3 separate regions of the Homo sapiens genome follow, and all the other regions are linked to region 2. Evidence: chromatin contacts called from ENCODE Hi-C or POLR2A ChIA-PET data. All regions are on one chromosome and are shown on one strand. The core of a region is the stretch at or near the end of the contact, and the rest is flanking DNA. Distances in the headings are between cores, read along the strand shown. Region 1 has its middle 63 kb from the start of WDR26. Region 2 overlaps LOC105373281 (a long non-coding RNA gene). Region 3 overlaps CNIH4 (cornichon family member 4).

Evidence for each region. Hi-C counts contacts between places; a loop is a spot of excess contacts on that map. ChIA-PET counts read pairs that join two places held with the same protein, here RNA polymerase II (POLR2A). Pooled maps may share reads with other maps.
Region 1: a map of mammary epithelial cell shows a loop between it and region 2 (5-fold over the local background). The contact joins two enhancer-like sites. A Hi-C loop is called at or near these places in 2 of 168 maps with a recorded cell type or tissue (K562 and mammary epithelial cell) and 6 of 50 pooled maps. POLR2A ChIA-PET finds 5 or more read pairs at or near these places in 1 of 52 experiments (OCI-LY7).
Region 3: a loop to region 2 is called in a pooled map, with 4 times the contacts of the local background. The contact joins two enhancer-like sites. A Hi-C loop is called at or near these places in 2 of 50 pooled maps. POLR2A ChIA-PET finds 5 or more read pairs at or near these places in 2 of 52 experiments (BJ and HEK293).

What each region holds. Positions count from the first base shown.
Region 1 is chr1:224,496,946-224,499,645 of GRCh38, forward strand. It overlaps a transcript of CNIH3 not described here. Among named protein-coding and RNA genes, the nearest start is that of WDR26, 63 kb to the left of the region's middle. RefSeq lists enhancers at 860-1,389, 1,115-1,314, 1,390-1,921. Within about 2 kb of position 1,371, at least 30 of the 41 ENCODE cell types and tissues checked have a DNase peak (open chromatin) inside an H3K27ac peak, as active enhancers do.
Region 2 is chr1:223,697,122-223,699,821 of GRCh38, forward strand. The region is part of intron 1 of LOC105373281 (a long non-coding RNA gene); the gene reads right to left. Among named protein-coding and RNA genes, the nearest start is that of CAPN2, 14 kb to the right of the region's middle. Within about 2 kb of position 1,275, at least 2 of the 41 ENCODE cell types and tissues checked have a DNase peak (open chromatin) inside an H3K27ac peak, as active enhancers do.
Region 3 is chr1:224,378,912-224,381,611 of GRCh38, forward strand. CNIH4 (cornichon family member 4) reads left to right here. Exons shown (of 5, transcript NM_014184.4): 5 at 1-541. Among named protein-coding and RNA genes, the nearest start is that of MIR4742, 18 kb to the right of the region's middle. Within about 2 kb of position 1,285, at least 5 of the 41 ENCODE cell types and tissues checked have a DNase peak (open chromatin) inside an H3K27ac peak, as active enhancers do.

The sequences.
Region 1 (2,700 bases), core at 121-2,620, 800 kb after region 2:
ACAATAGCTGAAAGGGGGAAGCAACTCAAGTGTTCTTTGATGGATGAATGGATAAACAAAATGTGGTATATCCATACAATGGAATATTATGCAGCCATAAAAAGGAATGAAGTACTATTATATGCTACAACATGGATGACTCTTGAAAACATGCAGTGAAAGAAGCCAGTCACAAAAAAACTACATTTTATGATTCCATTAATATGAAATGTTCAAATAGGCAAATCTATAGAGACAGAAAGTAGAGGAGTGGTTGTCAGGGAGAGAGGCATAGGGAGGAATTGGGAGTGACTGCTAATAGGTACAAGATTTCTTCCTGGGGTGATGAAAATGTTCTAGAATTAGCTAGTGGTGATGTTTGCACAACATAGTGAATATACTAAAAACCACTGAACTGTATACTTTAACAAATGATAGATTTTATGTTTACTTTAAAAAATGATAGATTTTATGTTATGTGAATGATATGTTGATTTTTAAAGTCTAGGAATTAATCAATTATACTGTGATGGAATATGATATTTTAAGTCAGAAATTTACTTGTGGCATCATCTTCACTGTTCATCTGTAGAATCAGGAGAAGTGATGTTTCCTAGGTTGCTGTGAAGATTAGATAAGATAATGCATATGACAGACTTAGCTGCAAGAATATGGGTTGGGAACCCTTTGTTGTTATAGATGCATTTCTAAAGCAACTTTTTTTATGTGTTGCTGTTTGTTGGAGCCCTCCAGGAGGATCTTGGCACTGAGAGAAATCCCTAAACTAGAGTCATGGCTGAAGAGTGCTGAACACTTCCTGCACTGCTGGCTGTATGGTGGTCAGATGCTCCTGACTATGACCCTGCAGTGAAGCCCGGATCTGGGCAAAACTGAGAAGTAGTTGACACTTGCATCTCTTTCCTGACTGTCTTTTCTGGCCTGGTAGTCTTTTGGGTTATAATTCAGCATCTCTTCCATCTGCATGTCTCAAGTGATTAGTATTTTCCAAAGTGAGCTCATCACATTAATCATATTAGGGTATGAGCAGCCCTTTTAAGCTGTATTTGTATCTTACAGGAAGACCAGAAAAGCTCAGAAGGAGGAAGAATCTTCAGGCACTGTGCAAAGGGAGGGCAGGGAGAGGGGGAAGTTATTCTGCAGCAGCAGTGCCTTCCTGGGCATCCTGAAACCACCCTGATTCAGGGCCCATCTGGCCTCCTCATCTCAAGGCCAGTCTTGCTTGGCCTGTGCTCACTGCTGCCACTGCAATGCCATCTGGAAGAGAAAATCAGGACAATGGCTTCAGTTTCTTGCTCTCTTAGGATTAGGCTAACATGGAGGCCCCAGCAGCCCCAGCAAAAGCAGCAGTGATGGTGGTGGCGGTAGGGGTGTCATTAGCAACACTAATGAATCACTGCTGGGCCCGGTTCTCTTCTCTGACTCAGCTTGAAACTTCTTTCAGTTAACAGGAAGCCAGTAACCAGTAAAGTCAAAAGCTTATATGCAACTCTCTGGATTGGAAACCACTGGGGTGTTTTTTAAGCTTCTATTTCTAAAATAAGAAGGGAAACCAATGGACAGAAGCTTCCCTGTCTTCTTTGATGCAGATAAACTATGTTGGTAGAGGGTGATTGTGAGCTGGGGCCCTTGTTTCTTATGAAACTAAAAAATTCTACATGAGTTTACAAAAACAGGAAGCTGGCAGTGAAAGCTATTGGAATTATGTAAATGAAACAGTCAGTTTGGAATGCAGGTGGGAGTGTGCCTGTGGGAAAGAATGGAGAATGCATCAGAACACGGGCAGCCAGGTTACCATGCGCTGCTTCAGCACAGGGGAAGATGCGGGGGGCAAGGAACCTTCACTGCCCTGGCGTCATCAGCCCAGTGCTGCAACAGTGCAGCAGAAAGGGCAGCGGGGAAAGGCGACAGGAAGAGGAATCAAGACACTTACATTGCTCTAGGAGAGATTCGCATTTTTTTGTGGATCTGAGGATGGGAGCTCTGGGAGCTCTGGAGCCTCTTCCTGTCCGCAGGCACTGCAAAGCTTTAGCACACCAGTAGCTCCCCAGAGGGCTGGGAACCCATGCCAGGACTGGCACCCGCTCCGGGAAGGGGTGCTGGGAGTGCCATGATTTAGATCAGTGATTCACAAACTTTTGGTAGTGAAGACACTCCGTTAAAGCTTATTGTTTTGGGGTTGTATCCTACTCCCCGCCTTTTAAAAATGTTAGTTAAAAATTTAAATTAAAATGGACTTTGTTTTAAAATTAAAAATTTCCTGTTGTTTGAAGCTTCTATGACAACTGGGTAGCCTTCTGAGGTATTGTAATACAGTATTAGGATTTGGACTCTCTGCTGTATACACTAAGCTCTTAAGGGTGAAGGGCAGGCCATTGGTTCTGATAAGAAGAGAGGTTGCCATAGGTATCTCTGCTTTCTTACTCTTCCCCACTCCAGGCCATGTGGACATCTGGAGATATTTGATAAAATGTCCTTTACCAGCCGAGACTCATGACTAATCAATCGTTGTTTTTGTTGGTTTGCTTCTAATCCCTCTCCCTTCCAGTCTATCTTTCATCCTGCCATCAATTTCCTAAAACAGATTTGATGTGCCACCTCCCTCCTCAACAGTTTTCAATGGGATTTCCTACTGCCTGCATAAAGTCTAATGCCTTAGAATGGGGCAAGGAAAGCCTTTCATGATTTAACCCTCTAATACCT
Region 2 (2,700 bases), core at 25-2,524:
TCCAGCTTGGGTAACAGAGAGTGACCCTGTCTCAAAAAAAAGACTTCCTGGCCATGCGTGGTGGCTTGTGCCTGTAATCCCAACACTTTGGGAGGCCGAGGCAGGTGGATCACTTGAGGTCAGGAGTTTGAGACCACCCTGGCCAACATGGTGAAACCCCATCTCGACTAAAAATACAAAAAAAAAAAAAAGAAGAGTCGTCCGTGTTTGCACGCACCTGTAATCCCAGCTACGCAGGAGGCTGAGGCAGGAGAATCACTTGAACCTAAGAAGCAGAGGTTGCAGTGAGCCAAGATTGCGCCACTGCACTCCAGCCTGAGTGACAGAGTGAGACTCCATCTCAAAAATAAAAAAAAAAAATTAAATGTAAAAAGACTTTCTCAGTGTATGTGGTATATCCAAGACAATAGAATATCATTCCACCTTAAAAAGAAGGAAATCAGTTGGGCACAGTGCCTCACACCTGTAATCCCAGCACCTTGGGAGGCCGAGGCACGTGGATCACGTGAGGTTGGGAGTTCAAGGCCAGCCTGACCAACATGGAGAAACCCCATCTCTACTAAACATACAAAATTAGCCAGGCGTGGTGGTGCATGCCTGTAATCCCAACTACTCAGGAGGCTGAGGCAGGAGAATTGCTTGAAACCAGGAGGCGGAGGTGGCGGTGAGCCCAGATTGCACCTTTGCACTCCAGCCTGGGCAACAAGAGCAAAACTCCATCTCAAAAAAAAAAAAAAAAGGAAGGAAGGAAGAAAGGAAATCCTGTCACGTGCCACAACATGGATGAAACTTGAGGATATTATGAGGATATTATGCTAAGTGAAATAACCCAAGACTCCCCAAATCTGGGTGAGGATCCTCAGTAATTTGTCTCCATAGCGCTTACCACAGTGAATTGCAATGGCCTGTTGCCCATTGTCTATGTCCTCTGTAAGGACAGTACAGTATCCTGTTCACGGTTGAAGCCTCAGTACCCAGCATTATGCCTGGCACGTTATGTGTGGTCACAAATAATGATAGATAGACAGATAGATACATAAATAGATGGGTCAGTTCATGAGGAACTCAGTATCAGACTCCAGAGGGCTTTGGGATCTGGAGTCATGACTGCCTGAGATCCAAAACAAGACATTTTGCCAGTTTTACTTGTTTATGCTGAAAAGCATCAAAGGCCTTTTGAAATAGAGGTTTCCTTTTCCATGGCTAAATTAGGGGTTTTCTTGCTTTGAAATAACAATACTGCTTTTTGCCACGTGGTGGAGCCAATACAACATCAAACGGGCCCCAGGAGGCGCCATTTTACCGTCATCACCTGCCTGGGCAGGACCACCCGCTATAGCTCACAGTGAAGAGCATGATTGTGGTGTAATAACTTTATTACTACAGGCTTATTTTTGTTGTTCAGGAAATCTTGGTGACCTTTAAAACTTCCCAAGACACACAAATCATTCCAGTTGCACAAAAGGATGGAGCGGGTTATTTTCTCTCCAATGAGAGCCTGTCAACCTGTTGGTGCAGAAATACATGTGCAGGCTGTGTTTAATTGTGAGTGGGGGTTGGGCGCGGTGGCTAACGCCTGTAATCCCAGCACTTTGGGAAGCCAAGGCGGGTGGATCACCTAAGGTCAAGAGTTCGAGACCAGCATCGCCATTATGGTGAAACCCCGTCTCTACTAAAAATACAAAATTAGCCGGGCGTGATGGCAGGCATCTGTAGTCCCAACTACTCGGGAGGCTGAGACAGGAGAATTGCTTGAATCCAGGAGGCAGAGGTTGCAGTGAGCTGAGATCATGCCACTGCACTCCAGCCTGGGTGACAGAGCGAGACTCCTTCTCAAAAAACATAAAAAGTGAAAATAAAAATAAAAATCGTGAGTGGGAATAGACTAGGAGAAGCCCCCAAATTATTGTATCTTCATAAAGCCAAGCTCACACTTGGGAGGCTGAGGCAGGATAATTATGGAGGCCAGGAGTTCCAGACTAGCCTGGGCAATATAGCGAGACCCCATCTCTACACACACACACACATATACACACACAAATTAGCTTGGCATGGTGGTAAATGCCTGTAGTCCTAACTACTGAGGAGGCTGAGGTGGGAGGATCACTTGAGCCCAGGAAACGGAGGCTGCAGTGAGCTATGATCATGCCACTGTACTCTAGCCTGGGTGACAGAGCAAGGTCTTGTCTCTTAAAAATAAAAAATAAAAAGCCAAGTTCTTCTCCATCAGGGCCTGCTTCTGAAGAGTGGGCAAGCAGGACCATGGGCCTACAGTCCTGCTATCAGAAGAAGTTCTCATGGACCCTGGAACACCTGTGATGGGGCTCAGGAGCCTCTCCACCAGAGCTGCCTAGAGCCCTACTCCTTCCCCACCAGCCTGACCACCACACTCACCTCTTTCACCCTTCACTTCCAACCCCTCCAATTGCCCTTACAAGGTCCTATAGCAGCTAGTCCCTCCCCACCTCTCGGCCTCACCTCTGGCCTCTTCTGGCCCTTGACAAAGATTCTTTGCTTGACCAAACTTTAGTGAGCCTCCTGATCCTTTCCTAGGCCCATCTGTGCACTTCCTTGAAAAATTCAGTTTTAACGAGGACCCTGCTAAGTCAGTTTAGCTAGAACCCCTCAACACCTTGCTATCTGATCATCCCCAATATCTAACTGTGCTCCTCATCCTCCACCATCTAGGTGATGTCCAAT
Region 3 (2,700 bases), core at 35-2,534, 680 kb after region 2:
AGGCTTAGTCCAGTGTTCTCTCTCCCTTACCACTCCTCTTCCCCTTCCCTCTATAATGGCAGTACCCAGGGCCCGGTCCATAGACTACTATCGAGTGCTCCTATGTGCATCTTAGTACGTATCATTTTCCCTTGCCTTTTTCCTTCTATCCTTTCAGTGGTAGCAACTGCCCTTGCTAATCACCGTAACCTCGGCTGAGAAAGAAGAGGAAGCGAAATCCAAGATGCAGCTCAGTTCATCAAAGCCTAGCAGGTCCCCTCAGCTGCCTTTTCATGCCTGCCACAGACTACAGTAGGACAAAACCTGACCTGGTCTTTGAAGTTAAGAGCTAAGAAAGCTTCCTATAGTAGTATCTCCCATGGCACTTACCACATTCTATCTGGTATTACAGTTATTTGTATGCAATTAATCACTCTTAGATTGTATGTTCCTGGAGGGCAGAATATGCCCATTCATATTTGTATCTTCTTCCTTCTGCTCTTGGCACCTAACACAGTGCCTTGCACACAAACAATAAATGATTGTTGAGTGAATAAGTAAACCTGATTGTGGTGTTCTATTGCTTTTTCAGCAAGAAGTCAAACTGATGGCCTTTAAGTCAGAGAAGCAGCAATGGAGCAACATAATCAAAGTTGACCATCTTTGTTTTCAAGACAGTCACATTATGAAATATTCTGACATGCTAGGCTAGGAAATGGCTATAACTGGTTCACTTGAGACTGGAGAAATCAGCTTTGCTAACAGGTAATACTTTGTCAAGTAGTGAGAAATATTATATACTAGGTATAATTAGTTGTCCCCAAAATCTAAATAAACTTGTTCTAATATATGGAAAAGGGCAGCAAGATAGAGAAGGTAAGTTTGAAATTCTACAATATCTGGATCTTTGTCACCTGAGTTTATGTACTTTAAACCAAATATACTATTTTACTATGTAGTATAGCAAAGATTGAAATATTCTTGGTAAATGAAGCCTTTTGGATCTAAGCCATATTTTTCAGGAATTTTTGAAAAGGTAACTTTTTTTTGCTTCAGTTAAATACAGTCTAATGACTGAAGGTCATTCAAAGCTTTCGGGTTATCATTCTTCACTACAGTAATCACAATAATGGTCTGGACATGCTGAAGGGACTGTTCACTGAGCTAACTTGGTTCTGAGCTCAGGTGCTCTTTAATAAGTTCTTGGGTAAAGGCTGCTTTTATTTTTAATTGCTTCCCTCTGAAGCTGGGTGGAGAAGAGTGAGTGGGTGGGTGGTCGGAATCAGCAGGCTGAGAGAGAACTCAGTGGTTTGCCTGTGGCTTCCTCTGCTGTATATTTGGTTTGCTACATCCGTTATGGAGCAATCTTGGTTTCATCTATATCAGTTCCCATTAAACGTTAGCACCTAGTTAGAATGTGAGTTAGTTGAACATACACTTTAATTCCTGTTTTCTAGATCTTATTTCACAGGTTGGATGCAAACTGGGTGAGAATTGAACCTCTCGTGTTGCTTAATTAAAAGTAACACATTTGACTGCCACTGGTATCTATCAGAAAGAGACCTGTGGAGCAGGTTGAATCCTCTGGGGTAGCTTTATATAAATTTGCCAACTTTCTGGGACAGAGTAATAGGATTTACCCGTGTTAGTTGGTAATTTTCTATTTTACCAGGTACAATAATCAACTTACGGTCATACTTGCTGATTCAAACAGCAGAGAAAAAAAATAAACTTACAGTCATTCTTCTTTTATCCATTACCTACCACCTTCTTTGCCCTCCACTGCCCTCCATTTTGAAGCAAATCCCAGACCTTGTTACATCTGTCATATTTTAGTATGTTTCTCTGTAAGATAAGGGTTCTTAAAACACATGCGACTAGAGGAGCAGTGTCACACAAACTGGCAATTCCTTAGAATTAAGTATCTAGGCCAGGCACAGTGGCTCATGCCTGTAATCCCAGCACTTTGGAAAGACAAGGTGGGAGGATCACTTGAGGCCAGGAGGTCGAGACACCCCTAGGCAAAATAGTGAGACCCCATCTCTTAAAAAAAAATTAGCCGATATAGGCACCTATATAGTCCTAGCTACTTGGGAGGCTGACGTGGAGGGATGGCTTGAGCCCAGGAGTTCAAGGTTACAGAGAGCTATGATCACATCTCTGTACTCTAGCCTGGGTAACAGAGCAAGACCCTGTCTCTTGAAAAAAGATTAAAATTTGTTGTGGAGGTTTCCCTCTACAAAACTTGAGTCTGTTTTACAATTAGAGCAATCAGGCCGGGTGCGGTGGCTCATGCCTGTAATCCCAGCACTTTAGGAGGCCAAGGCAGGCAGATCACTTGAGGGCAGGGGTTCAAGACCACCCTGGCCAACATGGTGAAACTTCATCTCTACTAAAAATACAAAAATGGGGCACGGTGGCTCACGCCTGTAATCCCAGCACTTTGGGAGGCCGAGGCGGGTGGATCACAGGGTTAGGAATTCCAGACCAGCCTGACCAACATGGTGAAACCCCGTCTCTACTAAAAATACAAAAATTAGCCAGGCGTTATGGCGGGTGCCTGTAATCCCAGCTACTTGGGAGGCTGAGGCAGGAGAATTGTTTGAACCTGGGAGGCAGAGGTTGCAGTGAGCCGAGATCGCACCACTGCACTCCAGCCTGGGCAACACAGTGAGACTCCATCTCAAAAAAATAATAAAAATAAAAAATAAACAAAAATTA